Regions from separate parts of the Homo sapiens genome. Here region 2 is linked to region 1. A link is a loop called in an ENCODE intact Hi-C map of the cell type or tissue named here. Cell type or tissue: heart left ventricle. All regions are shown on one strand. Each heading gives the region's core, and the rest is flanking DNA. Links, peaks and the distances in the headings are about the cores only.

What was found. Peaks named below come from ENCODE experiments on the same cell type or tissue, not always from the same donor. Only the 100,000 strongest peaks of a DNase experiment are listed, where the experiment ranks them.
Region 2: it touches region 1 in a loop (2.3-fold over the local background); 5 of 110 quality-filtered maps call a loop at or near these places.

Annotation. Positions count from the first base shown.
Region 1 is chr1:35,011,463-35,019,188 of GRCh38, reverse strand. It overlaps ZMYM6 (zinc finger MYM-type containing 6), which reads left to right. Exons shown (of 16, transcript NM_007167.4): 5 at 4,027-4,201; 6 at 4,301-4,492; 7 at 6,608-6,758; 8 at 7,184-7,299. Among named protein-coding and RNA genes, the nearest start is that of ZMYM6, 17 kb to the left of the region's middle. In heart left ventricle, for the core only: no CTCF peak of the experiment used is centred there; no DNase peak of the experiment used is centred there.
Region 2 is chr1:35,170,001-35,177,726 of GRCh38, reverse strand. It overlaps a transcript of SFPQ not described here. Among named protein-coding and RNA genes, the nearest start is that of SFPQ, 19 kb to the left of the region's middle. In heart left ventricle, for the core only: no CTCF peak of the experiment used is centred there; a DNase peak (open chromatin) is centred at 2,396.

The DNA of each region.
Region 1 (7,726 bases), core at 1,205-6,204:
ATAAGTGACTTGGTGTTAGAATATTGCCTAAACCAGTTTTCTATCACTTTAAATTTTACTATGGAAAGAAATAACAAATGACATGTGGGAATTGCAGGACTATCCTGTAATTGTAGACACCCACCATTTAAATTTATTTAACAGTTATCTTGAAAGCTATTGGGTATAGCATAAAATAATATCACTCTTTTAATAGTATACAAAAGCTATTTAATTCTTTAAAAAGTAAAAACTCTACATGGTCGCAAAAATGTGTTTATTTCTAATGTCCTTGTGGGGTCATTGTTGCTTTACAATAATGCTTAGATGCAGAGAGAGGAAAAAACAGCAACAAAGTCACATAAATCTTTCCCTGACTTAGTACATTTGAAGGATTTGGCATATTTTGCCTATTTCTGTGGTAGTGTAATTTGAGGAATACAGTGTGTTGTTAATAGTCACTACAGGCAAAAAACAGTAAGAGCTTGCTTTTAAATTGTGGCTCTGTCATTTATCTCTGTGACTTCGGGCTAGATGTTTAACTTTCTAAGCCTCCATTTCTCATCAGTAAATAATAGTTGCTTCCTAGGACTTTAATGAGACAGTGTTAGCAAATGGCCTAGCACATAGCAAGTACTTAAAAAATGGAATCCTGTTATTATTAATAATAAAAATTATATCGTGCGATTATTTATAATTAACATAAATAAATATAATAAATATATGTGTATATAATACATATTACTATGTATACTTAACATATCACTTGTAGGCCCCTATTTTGTCTTTGGCTGTGTTTATCTGCTTTGTGTCTTGACTTAAACTATTTAAAAGTAGATCCTGCTATATGGAAATTTCCAAGTAAAGAGGAGAGAGGATTTTTTTTTTTCTTTGTTGCCCATGGTAGAGTGATCACAGCTCACTGCAGCCTTGAACTCCCCGGGCTCAGATGATCCTCCCACCTCAGCCTTTCAAATAGCTGGGACCACAGGCGCATACCACCATGCCCGACTAATTTTTGTATTTTTTTGTAGAGATGGTTTTGCTATGTTGCCCAGGCTGGTCTCAAACTCCTGGGCTCAAGCAATTAGCCTGCCTCAGCCTCCTAAAGTGCTGGGACTATTGGTGTGAGCCATCACATGTGGCCAGGAGAGAGGAATTTTAAAATATTTATATACTCTAAATTAGTTTGTTGCAAAATACCATTCTAATTAATGCTTTTATGTCATTCTCATGAAACTAATCTGAAAGAGTAAACTTAGTTTTCTATTTTTAGATATTGTTTCAACATACCAAATACCAAAATAAAATTAAATAATTTTAAAGAACATAACACAACTTATACATCCAAATGCCTATTGTTTTCTTAAAAGTAGTCACCCCCGTCAGTGACTTTTTAGCATAAGGTTAGGAGACAGATTCTTATCTTTTCAGCATGCATTTGATTTTTACAAATTTTCAAAGGCTGCTTGATACCTTAATCAGGCCAATATATTAGCTAATTAAATTAAGTCATACTGTTAAAACATGATATTTATAAAATTAAAAGTTAAAAAATAGTCTAAGGGTTTATCTTAAGTTTTATCTTAAAAAAATTAGAAAAATGTTTTGAGCTATGTTATTGTTGGAAGGTGTGGTTTTTCTACGGTAAATGTTACGATATAACACTCATTTGCATGTGTAAGGTTCAGAGTACACTTATAATTTATGTGCACAGATTTTCATTATAAAGTCATTCTCTTTGATTTACATATTTTTACTTGCTATTTTTGTACTTATTATGCCACTGGCAGATTCACCTTATTAAGTGAAACTCTTTATTGCTCTGTTTTCAGTAGAAAAATCACTTTTCAAAATTAATACTTCATCTGTGTATAAGCATATTCTTTTGGTTTCTAAGATTTGCTGTCATATTTTTAAAGTTGAGTTTTAAAGAATTAAAATAATTTTTGTTGTTGTTATTTTCTCATGGTTTACCATTGAATATACCTGTATAATAAAGGTGCAGGATGGGAGGCAGGATAGTGGAATAATTAATTCCATAGACTAGAATCAGATTGCCTGGATTAGTATTTCAGCTTTATTGCCTACTAGCAATATGACTTTGACAAGCTATTTAACCTCTCATTCAGTTTCCTCATCTGTAAAGTGGCAGTTACAGTAATACTTAACCTTATAGTGGTTTGGGGATTTTTTTTTTTTTTTGAGACACGGTCTCACTCTGTCACCCAGGCTGGAGTGCAGTGGCGTGATCCCAGCTCACTGCAGCCTCTACCTCCCGGGCTCAAGCAATCCTCCCACCTCAGCATCCTGAGTAACTGAGACCATGGGCATGAGCCAGCATGCCCTGCTAATTAAAAAATTTTTTTTATAGAGATCGGGTCTTGCTCTGTTGCCCAGGCTGGAGTGCAGTGGCATGATCATGGCTCACTGGAGTCTTGAACTCCCTGGGCTCAAGCAATCCTTCTGCCTTGGCCTTCCAAAGTGCTAGGATTATGGGGGTGAGCCACTGCACTCCATCATTTTTGTGGTATTTAAATTGGGTAATTTGAGTAAAGAGAATAATGCTTGGCACATAGTAATTACTCAACACACTTATTGTAGTATATATTATTGCCATTATTATTTACTTTGTGGCCTGCACTAGTGTTTATAATTAGTGACTATTTCCTTTAGTTTTTATACTTGTCAGAAGAATGGCAATACTTAACCTCTGTTTTACCAGGGTATTGCTATTTGTGCTTATTGCAATAATTAGCTCTTACAAATTGGCTCTAGGAGTCTCACAGAACCACCCAATTATTTTTGTTCTTCCTGTCTCGTTCTTGTTTCCATCTGTCCTCTGATACAAAGCCTTAACAGCCCTTTTGTCATATATCATGCTTATTTTTTGTCTTCTGTTAGCTCATTTGTTTCTCAAAATCTTGCACTTTTAATTTTTAAACATTCATTTATTGTCTTGGCTGGACACGGTGGCTTATGCCTGTAATCCCAACACTTTGGGAGGCTGACGCAGGCGGATCGCGAGGTCAGGAATTTGAGACCAGCGTGGCCAATATGGCGAAACCCCGTCTGTACTAAAAATACAAAAATTAGCCTGGCATGGTGGCACGTGCTGGTGTCCCAGCTACTCGAACCGGAGGCTGAGACAGGAGGATCGCTTGAACCCAGGAGGTGGAGATTGCAGTGAGCCGAGATCGTGACACTGCACTCCAGCCTGGGCAGCAGAGCGAGACTCCGTCTCACAAAAAAAAAAAAAAAAAAGAAAGAAAAAATTCATTTATTGTCTCATTTCAGTTCTACTTTGGGCAGCCTCTGGCTAATGAGAGAACCAGTGTCTTGTGGTCTGGAGTTGTGGGATGGACACTGGTCCCATTGGCTATAGCAGATGAAACTTGGTTGGGGCTGGAAGCCTTCCTATTTTTGTCTTCAGCATCTGGCTGGCCACATATATATATATATATATTTTTTTTTTTTTTTTTTTTTGAGATGGAGTCTAGCTCTGTTGCCAAGGCTGGGGTGCAGTGGCACAATCTCGGCTCACTGCAACCTCCACCTCCCGGGTTCAAGTGATTCTCCTGCCTCAGCCTCCCGAGTAGCTGGGATTACAGGCGCCCACCACCACGCCCATCTAGTTTTTGTATTTTTAGTAGAGACGAGGTTTCACCATGTTGGCCAGGCTGGTCTCGAACTCCTGACCTCATGATCCGCCCACCTCGGCCTCCCAAAGTGATGGGATTACATGCATGAACCACCGCACCTGGCCCTGGCTGGCTATATTTTAAATATAATTCACTCTTGACAAATTTATGAATTAGATATTATAAGCCCCATTTTATACATGAAGAAATTGAGATAGTAATTACATCATTCATTGTCACTCACCTGATAAATAGCAGAACTCATCAAACCCAGGTTTGCAGATTCCTTATCCTTTTTCTACCATACAGTACCTGCCCTTAGTAAGTGTTATTTCACCTCACAAAGAGGAGGAAGTTACAGTTGTGAAGAATACATTTCATTTTTACCTTTGTTATTTATTTTTAGAGACATTTTAAATCCTAAGGATGTGATCACAACTCGCTTTGAGAATTCCTATCCTAGCAAAGATTTCTGCAGCCAATCATGCTTGTCATCTTATGAGCTAAAGAAAAAACCTGTTGTTACCATATATACCAAAAGCATTTCAACTAAGTGCAGTATGTGTCAGAAGAATGCTGATGTAAGTTACATTTTACTTTTATTGGGATTCTGCTGAAAGAGATTTTTTTTTAACTGGCTCTGCTTATTTTGTGTGTGTATGTGTGTGTTTATTTCCTAGACTCGATTTGAAGTTAAATATCAAAATGTGGTACATGGTCTTTGTAGTGATGCCTGTTTTTCAAAATTTCACTCTACAAACAACCTCACCATGAACTGTTGTGAGAACTGTGGGAGCTATTGCTATAGTAGCTCTGGTCCTTGCCAATCCCAGAAGGTTTTTAGTTCAACAAGTGTCACGGCATACAAGCAGGTATGAATATCTATTTGTTGCATGTACTTAGGCCCACTCCTTCTGATTTGGCTGCACAGGGATGAACTACAAAATGAGAGTGAGCTCCTCCCATTAGTCCATCCTGATATGTGATTTCCCTTCCAGAAAATGGGATAGATTCTGATGGTGTGAGGGATGATTGTGGTGGTAAGTTGATATAGGTAAAATAGGTCCCTTTTTTAAGGCTCCCTTCATAGCTAAGAATTTACAAATGTGATTTCTTTTCTTTTTTTGAAATCGAGATAGGGTTTTGCCATGTTGCTCAGGCCGGTGTTGAACTCCTGAGCTCAAGCCATCCACTCGCCTCAGCCTCCCAAAGTGCCGGGATTACAGGCATGAGCAACCACACCTCGGCCTCATAAATGTAATTTCATGATTTTCTGTGAGCATGAAATATTTTGTGATGTATTGATAGCAAGAAAACCATATTATAAATAAACCATAAGCAAGAGTTAAGATGATAAAATCAGTGAATCTAAACAAAGCTTGTCTTTTTCATTTCAAAATGTGTTTGGGAATGAATTGTAATTATTTGGTCAACACTGTCTCATGAGAATACTTCAAGTAATTTTATTTATTGTAATGAATAATGGATTAAGCCGGTTACTAAATATTATCACCTTGTGTCAATTTAATTATTACTAATTTGTGGTTTTAAAAAGTTTTTCTTAAAGAAGTATCTTGTAAGGCCGGCGCGGTGGCTCACGCCTGTAATCCCAGCACTTTGGGAGGTCAAGGCGGGTGGATCACGAGGTCAGGGGTTCGAGACCAGCCTGACCAACATGGTGAAACCCTGTCTGTACTGAAAATACAAAAATTAGCTGGGCGTGGTGGCGGGCGCCTGTAATCCCAGCTACTCAGGAGGCTGAGGCAGGAGAATTGCTTGAACCCGGGAGGTGGAGGTTGCAGTGAGCTGAGATTGTGCCACTGCAGTCCAGCCTGGGTGACAGAGCAAGACTGTCTCAAAAACAAACAAACAAACAAAAAAAAAAAACAAAGATGTATCTTGTAAATGATAATTAAACTTTTTTTCAGTTAGCAAGTTTGATTTGTTGCTTCCTTTGAGCAGTTGGTAATGGACATATGGACATTCATCACTGAAAAGAATCTCTTTTTTTAAGATTTGCCATTTTTGGCAGTCTGGTTCTACTTTCACAGGAAAAGAATCCATGTTATTTTATATATGATCCCAAAATCAGTTCCATTTCTAATTTTGTTACTAGTATTGTACTCTGTCTTTTTACTAGGAAGATTATGTAGTGAAACCTCACAATTTATATTTTCCTACAATTTCTTTTCATATTGAGAGACCTTATAATGTATCACTGACAGCATAGTGTAGTGGTTAGGAGCCTGAACTTTGGAGCCTGATGAAATGAGTTTAATTTCCTACTTCTTCTGCTCATCTGTTAATTTAAACTTTTTGTTAATGTAATTTTTGAGAGCGCCTCACTCTGTTGTTGAAAGGTTTCTGTGATACACTATATATAAATTTCTTAGCCTGGGGCCTGACTCATGGTAAGCATTCAGTAAGTTATAATATTGGTTATGTAAATGGTAGCTATTTTTATTATTTCTTAAAACATGAATAAACTTATAAGCAGATTTTATTATGAAACTCAGCTTGAAAAATAGGTAGTTGTGTAGGATCTCTATTAATATACATTAAATATCATTTCTATCTCCTGCTAAAGAATCTCACAAATTAAGTAACCTTAAAGGTGGTAGACTCTTCTAGATTGATGTACAAGACTATACCAAGAATGACCCTTTGGTTCATGGGTTAGCTGGTCTTCTCTGGTTATTGGTGATTAAAAAGTATGTAATGACTATTTAATTCATTACTTGTGTTTGAATTCATGTGTTTTGTTTGCTAAGATCTCTATCTGAATAGTTACTAATTTTCTTCAGTTTCTATTTTATTGTTGTCTGGAAGAACTTATTTTCCCACCTCCCAATAGTGTGGTTTCATCATCATGCTCAAATATTTCAACCAAGGACCGTGGTTGTAGGTAGCTTTTCTTTTTACTTTTTTGAACAATATGTAAATATGTATGTTTGTACTAGGTATCTAATGTTATTTTATTTTAATAGAATTCTGCCCAAATTCCTCCATATGCCCTGGGGAAGTCATTGAGGCCCTCAGCTGAAATGATTGAGACTACAAATGATTCAGGAAAAACAGAGCTTTTCTGCTCTATTAATTGCTTATCTGCTTACAGAGTTAAGACTGTTACTTCTTCAGGTAATGTTTAAATTTGATAAATTTATAGATTTAATAACTATTGAAGAAAAACGTAACTGCTTTTCTCTGATTTTGTTACAAGCTAAATTTATCTATTTAGTTAAATAAAAACCCAAGACTGACTTTTAAATAACTGACTTTTATGTGAAAATAGTTTTTCCCCGATTTTCTTGGTTGCAATATATACAGTATTTTATAATTTCATATGTGAGAGGAAAGAAAAAACACTTAAAATTTCCAAGTTAGTTTTTGTGTAAGTGGGACTTAATAGAGGTTAGTTGTGGTTAGATTTCAGATTTTTATAAAGTTCCTTGATTTTTTTGGTATATTATTGATTATTTAATTTTTTCATTCTCCCAATACATTTTTGTATTGTTTGTTCATTGGTATAACTTAATCATTGTTTTTAATTTTTTGTCACCAAGGTGTCCAGGTTTCATGTCATAGTTGTAAAACCTCAGCAATCCCTCAGTATCACCTAGCCATGTCAAATGGAACTATATACAGCTTCTGCAGCTCCAGTTGTGTGGTTGCTTTCCAGGTATGATCTAAGGTAGCACATTATGCATGTGGTTCTGTTAGGCATCGATCTGTGGCACAGTGTTAACTGCTGAAGGCCTGTTCTTATGAAAGTTTAAATTTGAATTAAAAAGAAAAAAATTTGTTTCATCCAGGGGCCCAACCAGGTCATTTCTACAAAATATCTGAACCCAGATATTGGGTCTCAGCAGTTTCTTCTTTATTTAGGATCCTAGCCTAAACTGTCATTCCCTCCCACTTTCTCCCTTGGGTCTCTCCCCTTCAAAAAGATGGAAGCTAGGATTGTGGTTTGGGTAGGTGGTATGGTGAAGAACAGTAGCCTGATGGGATTCACATACCCCTTCCTCTCATCCTGTGTCAGAAACACAGTGACTCCTGGCATGGAATTGTAAGCATCCACTTGTCCCATTTTCTCCTCCCTCTCTGCA
Region 2 (7,726 bases), core at 165-5,164, 160 kb before region 1:
GGGAATAGGCCATATTGTCAATATTCAATTCAATTTTAGACTCCATCTAAAACTCCATGATTCTTTTTTTACTTAAGAAAATGTAGGAGAAGGTCAGGCATGGTGGCTTTACACCTATATTCCTAGCACTTTGGGAGGCAGAAGTGGGAGGATTGCTTGAGCCCAGCCTGGGCAAAATAGTGAGACCATGTCTCTACAGAAAAAAATATAGCCAGGTGTGGTGGTGTGTGCCTGTGGTCCCAGCTCCCTTGGAGGCTGAGGTGGGAGGGATCGCTTGATCCTGGGAGGTTGAGGCTGCAGTGAGCAAGTTAACATTTTTTGTTACAGGTGGATAGATACTTCTCAAGACATCACACAGCGTGAGTCAATCAAGGAGGGAAGCCACAAGCAGACTGACAACGTTTCTAGGTAAGTTAAATGATTCTTAGTCTGTTAAACTGTCTTCAGAAAGGCCCTTGGGTGGTACAAAAATAACAATACTAATGTGGGAACCATTAATTTTTTATTTTTTGAGATGGAGTTTCGCTCCTTTTGCCCAGGCTGTAGTGCACTGGCATGATTTTGACTCACTGCAACCTCCACCTCCTGGGTTCAAGCGATTCTCCTGCCTCAGCCTTCCAAGTAGCTGGGATTACAGGCATGTTCTGCCACGCCCGGCTCATTTTGTATTTTTAGTAGAGACAGGGTTTGACCATGTTGGTCAGGCTGGTCTCAAACTCCTGACCTCAGGTGATCTGTCCACCTTGGCCTCCCAAAGTGCTGGGATTACAGGCTTGAGCCACTCCGCCCTGCCTGTTAATTACAATTAATGCCATGTTCTTTCATTCATTAAAAGATTTTTTTTTTTTTTTTTGAGACGGAGTCTTGCTCTGTCGCCCAGGCTGGAGCAGTGGTGCACAGTCTTGGCTCACCGCAAGCTCCGCCTCCTGGGTTCACGCCATTCTCCTGCCTCAGCCTCCCGAGTAGCTGGGACTGCAGGCGCCCGCCACACACGCCTGGCTAATTTTTTTTTGTATTTTTTAGTAGAGACAGAGTTTCACCATGTTAGCCAGGGTGGTCTTGATCTCCTGACCCTGTGATCCGCCCTCCTTGGCCTCCCAAAGTGCTGGGATTGCAGGCGTGAGCCACTGCGCCAGGCCGATTAATAAGATTTCTTTGGTATTAGTTCACTTGACAGTTATATAATGTTATGTTTGAGAATTTGGTAACTCTGATTCTTGTATCCTTTGGAGTAATCATACCCTTTAATTAGCAGGATCAGGTGAGCTGTGTCCAGAAAACCAACGAGAAGGAGTGGAAGGAGGAATGAACGTTTCATTCTCGTTAATAAAGGCATTATCCTAATTATCCTTTGGTTTTGTTTTTGTTTTTTTAGTACTCGTTTATTTTCTAGAATTTACCTGACTTCAACGTATTCAAAGTGACATTAAAAAAAAAAAAAGATGGTCTGTATTACAGACACAGAACCAGATTAAGTATAATTCAGGATCCTATTGTGACTTGGCAGTGCTGCTTTCAGTCTCAGTTACTGATCAATTTTTATGGTCCATTTTAGATATTTGCCTTCACTGTAATTTTTATTTCTAAAATTAGCATGTTATTTAGCAATTACTACCTACATCTTGATTGGATTTCAGACATAGCATTTTGTATTTCCAACTTCTGTATGTACGAATTATAAGATGATGTTTATGAGATAGTCACACATCGCTTCACAAGTAAGTATAGTCAAATAACAATATAGTAATATCCCCTTATCTGCAACCATGGTTAACCACAATCTCAGAGTTATTAATTTTTAAATTGTGTGCTTTTCTGAGAGGCATCCTGTCCTTCCCACCTTGGGCAGAATACTGATGGGAATGTTGGATACAGCATATACATGCTGTATATGCTATTTGCCATCCAAAAAGGCCATGTAGGCTAGGCTAGGCTTTGGTACCATTTGTGATTTTGGGCATCCACTGTGGGGGGGTCTTGGAATGTTATCTCCTCACAGACAAGGGAGGACTCTACTGTGTTTTTGATTGGTCTGAGTAATAACGAAGGGCTGTCAATTTCTCAAAGTCAAATAAAATTTGATAATGGAGTGTGAAATGGGTAATTTTTGAGAATATCTAAATGTAAGGAAAAATCTGGAACTGACTTAAAAGCTGTTAGTAAAAATTGTACACAAATTATCTGTCCCCTTCACTCTTGGAGCCCTTATACTAAAACTTGCCAAGCTGTTAGTCTCGCACACTAATTATTATTATTACTATTTTTTGAGACTGAGTCTCTGTTGCCCAGACTGGAGCGTGGTGGCACCATCTCAAAACGTTCAATGCCACCTAGGTTTCACCACGTTGGCCAGGCTGGTTTCAAACTCCTGACCTCAGGTGAACTGCCCACCTCGGCCTCCCAAAAGTGCTGGGATTACAGGTGTGAGCCACCACGCCCGGCCTCACACAAACATTCCAGTTTTACAGTATGTTCTGCCAAAGCAAGCGCTCACTAAAGCATTGGTTCAGGACGAGATCTGAGGCTCATGCTTAAAGGTAATTTGTGTTGCTGTGTTTGCCTGTGGACTTTAATTTGGGGCCTCATTACTAATATTGCAGGATTTCAGGAAGTTAATTATTTTGCTTCAATTGAGCAGAAAAAAATTCAGGTTTGCTTGAGATTATTTGAAATAGCCACAAAGAAAGAGTTGAGGTACATCATCTACTCATCCCGTGAAATATTTTTTCTTTTTTTTTTTGAGGTGGAGTCTCGCTCTGTCGCCCAGGCTAGAGTGCAGTGGTGCATTCTCGGCTCACTGCAAGCTCTTCCTCGGGTTCATGGCATTCTCCTGCCTCAGCCTCCCGAGTAGCTGGGACTACAGGCACCTGCCAGCACACCCGGCTAGTTTTTTTGTATTTTTAGTAGAGACTAAAAATGTTAGCCAGGATGGTGTCGATCTCTTGACATTGTGATCCACCCGCCTCGCCCTCCCAAAGTGCTGGGATTACAGATGTGAGCCACCGCACCGGCCAATATGAAATTTGTATTGAGAAGTTGTGTACAGTTACTCCCAGGAATGAGACCAAGATCTGGTCAATTTTTTTCATACTGTGTTTTTTAAATAATCAGGTCAGCTTACACCCAAATCAAGAATCTTCTTGGAGTCATTGTTTGGCTCAATTCTGTTAATACTTGGTTTTCCCTCTTGTGGATCTGAAGCCTTGTGGTTCTCAAGGCAAAACCAATATAAAGTATATTATAGTGGTTAGGGGTATGTGAGGTCATTATTTCTGCAATTTGCCTGGCTGCGTTATCTTGTAAGTTTGTTTAGTTGTAGTTTGCTCATCTGCAAAACACCTTTTTCATAGGGTCATTGAGATAGAAAGTGATGCAAAAACATTTAGCAGTGCCTAAAGATGCAAAAGGAGCACATGGTATTTTCAAGTCTCTACCAGTGATAAGGTTCACAGGCAAAAACGATATTTCCCTTAGTATACCATGTAATCAGAAGAGCCTGATTAGCAGTTTTTTGATAGCAGGGAGAAAATTTAACTTGCAGATCATGTAGTCCATAGGGAACAATTAGAAAGAGCCTAAGTACTGAAAGGGATGGAAGTCCCAAGGAGAGGCCATCTGTTGCCAGTGTACTTAACCTCAAATGATAAGTAGAATTAAGTACAAGAATTGCTGCATAGCAGAGTTGTTGATTAGTTGGTATGTTAAGTACTTGACACAATACCTGACTCAGGTGTTCTAAAACAATAAGGGTGGAGAAGCCTAGAACTTAAACATGGCAAAGTCCACATTTTAACAAAATAGTGGGCACATAATGTTTTGTATCTAAAACAGGTTTAGTTCTAAACAGACTTGAAGAAACAGCACTATTGAAATAACTAAAGGATTCAGAGGTAAAGAAATTGTGGAAAGAATACACATAATTGGGGAAATATTCCATAATAACATTGTTAACATGGTAATACTTCACTAGGCTGCAGATTCAGCATAATCCTAGCCAATTTCTTGAAATTGATAAACTGATTGTGAAATTCACATAGAATATTGTAAGAGACCCAGAATAGCCAAAACAATCTTGGAAACAAATCTTGAACAAAGTCGAATTCACACTTCTGATTTCAAAACTTACTACAAAGCAATGGTAATCAAGGCTGTTGTACTAGCACAAGCATAGATGTAGAGTAATAGAATTGAGAGTCCAGAAATAAACACTCACGCATATGGCCAGCTGATTTTCAACAAGGGTACCAAAATCATCCGATAGAGAAATAATGGTGTTTTCAACAAGTGGTGCTGGGAAACTAGGTAGCCACATGTAAAAAAAGTTAGACCACACCTCACACCATATACAAAAATTAAAAAATGGATTGAAGCCCTAAATATGAGAACAAAAACTAAATATTTGCAAATCGTGCAGCTGATAAGGGATTTGTATGTAGAATATATAAAGAATTCTTAGGACTGGCTGGGCATGGTGGCTCATACCTATAATCCTAGCTGAGGCAGGAGGATCTCTTGAGGCCAGGAATTCAAGACCATCCTGCACAGCATGGCAAGACCCTGACTCTATAAAAAATTTAAAAATAAGGTGGGTGTGGTGGCACCTGCCTGTATTCCCAGCTATTCAGGAGGCTGAGGTGGGAGGATCACTTGAGCCCAGAAGGCTGAGGCTGCAGTGAGCTGTAATGGCACCACTGCACTCCAGCCTGGGTGACAGAGCAAGACCCTGTCTCAAAAAAATGAAAAAAATAATATTTAGTAAACACACTTAAGACATAGGCACTGATGCCTGTAATCCCAGCACTTTGAGAGGCCAAGGCAGGCAGATCACTTGAGGCCAGGAGTTCAAGACCAGCCTGGCTAACATAGTGAAACCCCGACTCTAGTAAAAATACAAAAAATTAGCCAGGTGTGGTGGCTGGTACCTGTAATCCCAGGTACTCAGGAGGCTGAGACAGGAGAATCATTTGAACCCAGGAGGTGGAGGTTGTGCACTCCAGCCTGGGCGACAGAGCAAGACTCCGTCTCGAAAAAGGCAAGGTGAATAGATATTTCTCAAGGAAGATTAGTAAGTGGCTAATAAGCTCCTGAAAAGATGCTAGACATTATTAGTCATTAGGGAAATCCAATCAAAACCCTTTACACTCATTAGGCTAGAATCAAGGCCAGGCTTGGTAGCTCACGCTTGTAAAACCAGCACTTTGGGAGGCCAAGGCGGGTGGGTCACTTGAGGTCAGGAGTTTGAGACCAGCCTGGCCAACATGGCAAAACTCTACTGAAAATACAAAATTAGCCAGGTGTGGTGGCGCATGCCTGTACTCCCAGCTGCTTGGGAGGCTGGGGCAGGAGGATCATTTGAACCTGGGAGGTGGAGTTTGCAGTGAGCTGAGATCGTGCCACTGCACTCCAGCCTGAGTGACAGAGTGAGACTCCATCTTGGGCGGGGGAGGCGGGGGGCAGAAATGGGAACCCTCATACATCACTGGTGGAAATGTAAACTGGTGCAGCCATGTTGGGAAACAGTCTCGCAATTCGGCAAATAAACATAGGGTCACCAAGTGACCCAGCAATTCCAATGCCCAAGAGAAACGAAAACATTTGCTCAATAACTTGTATGCAGATGTTTATACCAGCATTAATAATAGCCAAAAGCGCCAGGTTTGGTGGCTCACATCGGTAATCCTAATACTTTGGGAGGCCAAGGCAGGAGAGTTGCTTGAGCCCCAGAGTTTGGGAGTAGCTAGCCTGGGCAGCATGGTGAAACCCCATCTCTACAAAAAATACAAAAATTAGCTAGGCATGGTGGCACTGTGCCAGAACACCTGAGCCCAGGAAGTCGAGGCTGTGGTGAGCTGTGATTGTGCCACCTCATTCCAGCCTAGGTGGCAGAGCGAGACCCTGTCTCAATAATAATAACTAAAAGGTAGAAACAACGCAAATGTCCATCAACTGATGAATGGATGAGCAAAATGTAGTATATCTGTACGAAAGAATATTATTAATCCATAACAAGGAATGAAGTACTGATAACATGCCACAGCATGAGTAAAGCTTGAAAACATGCTAAGTGAAAGAAGCCAGTCACAAAAGACCACATATTGTATTCACATGAAATGGCCAGAACATGGAAATCTACAGAGACAAAGTAGATTAGAGGAAGTGGCCGAGAGAGTGATGGGGAATAATAGGTGTATCATAGCTGAATGATGCAGGGTTTCTTTTTGAGGTAATGAAAATATTCTAGGCCAGGCACAGTGGCTCACGCCTGTAATCCCAACACTTTGGGAAACTGAGGTGGGTGGGTCACCTGAGGTCAGGAGTTCAAGACCAGCCTGGCCAACGTGGTGAAACCCCATCTCTACTAAAAATACAAAAATTAGCCAGGTGCATGCCTATAATCCCAGCTACTAGGAGGCTGAAGCATGAGAATCACTTGAACCCAGGAGGTTGAGGTTGTAGTGAGCCAAGATGGAGCCACTACACTCCAGCCTGGGCAAGAGAGTGAGACTCCATCTCAAAAAAATAAAATAAAATATTCTAAAATTGAGTGGTGATGGATGCACATATCTGTGAATACACTGAAAACCATTGAATTGTATAAATGGATCAACTGTTAGATGTGTGAATTATATTTAAATAAAGCTTTATTGAAAAAAGACTTGGAGTGGTGTAAGAAGAGGCCTTGGCTGGGCGTGGTGGCTCACGCCTGTAATCCCAACACTTTGGGAGGCTGAGGTGCGCAGATCACCTGAGGTCAGGAGTTCGAGACCAGCCTGGCCAACATGGTAAAACCCCATCTCTACTAAAAATACAAAAAAATTAGCAGGCGTGGTGGCACACACCTGTAATTTCAGCTGCTTATGAGGCTGAGGCAGGAGAATTGCTTGAACCTGGGAGGCGGAGGTTACAGTGAGCCAAGATCGTGCCACTGCCCTCCATTCTGGGCAACAGAGTGAGACTCCATCTTAAAAAAAAAAAAAGGTCTTATAGGCACGGGTGAGATCATAAAAGGCCTTGTAGGCCATGCTAAGTATTTTGAACTTTATCTGAAGAGCAGTGGGAATCCTTGAACAAGAGCACCTGGATTATTAAAATCACTTCCTCACTGGTTTTACCCTCTGCTGTGCTGTAGTCTGTTTCTTAGCACTACCTCTAGTTCAGTTATCTATTGCTTCCTAACACACTACCCCTAAACTCAGTGGCTTTAGACAACAACTCATTATGGTTTTCAGGGTTGGCTGGGCTTGGCCAGGCAGCTCCAGGTCAGAGGGAGGCCAGGTCTGAAGTCTTCTGAAGGCTGTTGGTGTCCAAGTCCAAGATGGCTACTTCTCTCACATGTCTGACAACTCTGCTGAGATGATTGGAACACTTACATCCTTTCTTTTTCCTTAAAGTGATTAGATGTGTCTCAATTCCTAAAGGAAAAGGGACTGGTGATTGTTTTTCAGAACAGTGAGGAAGGTGCCTTTGGACAGGGTTCTACCCTGAGGCTGTGGCATGGCGAGGGAAAAGACACGTGAATGACAGATTCTGTGGTAGTGATCACAATGGATTGGAAAGCCGACTTGCATCAAGAGAAAAGAGGAGCAAAAGAAGCCAGTCTGTATCTGAGAAGAGGGCTTTGGACTGAGCAGTAAAAAAACATTTGTGTGATGACTTCTCCCTTGGCAAGACCTAAAGAAGAAGAAGAATTGCATCTGAGAATTTATCAATATTTTATCTTATGTCT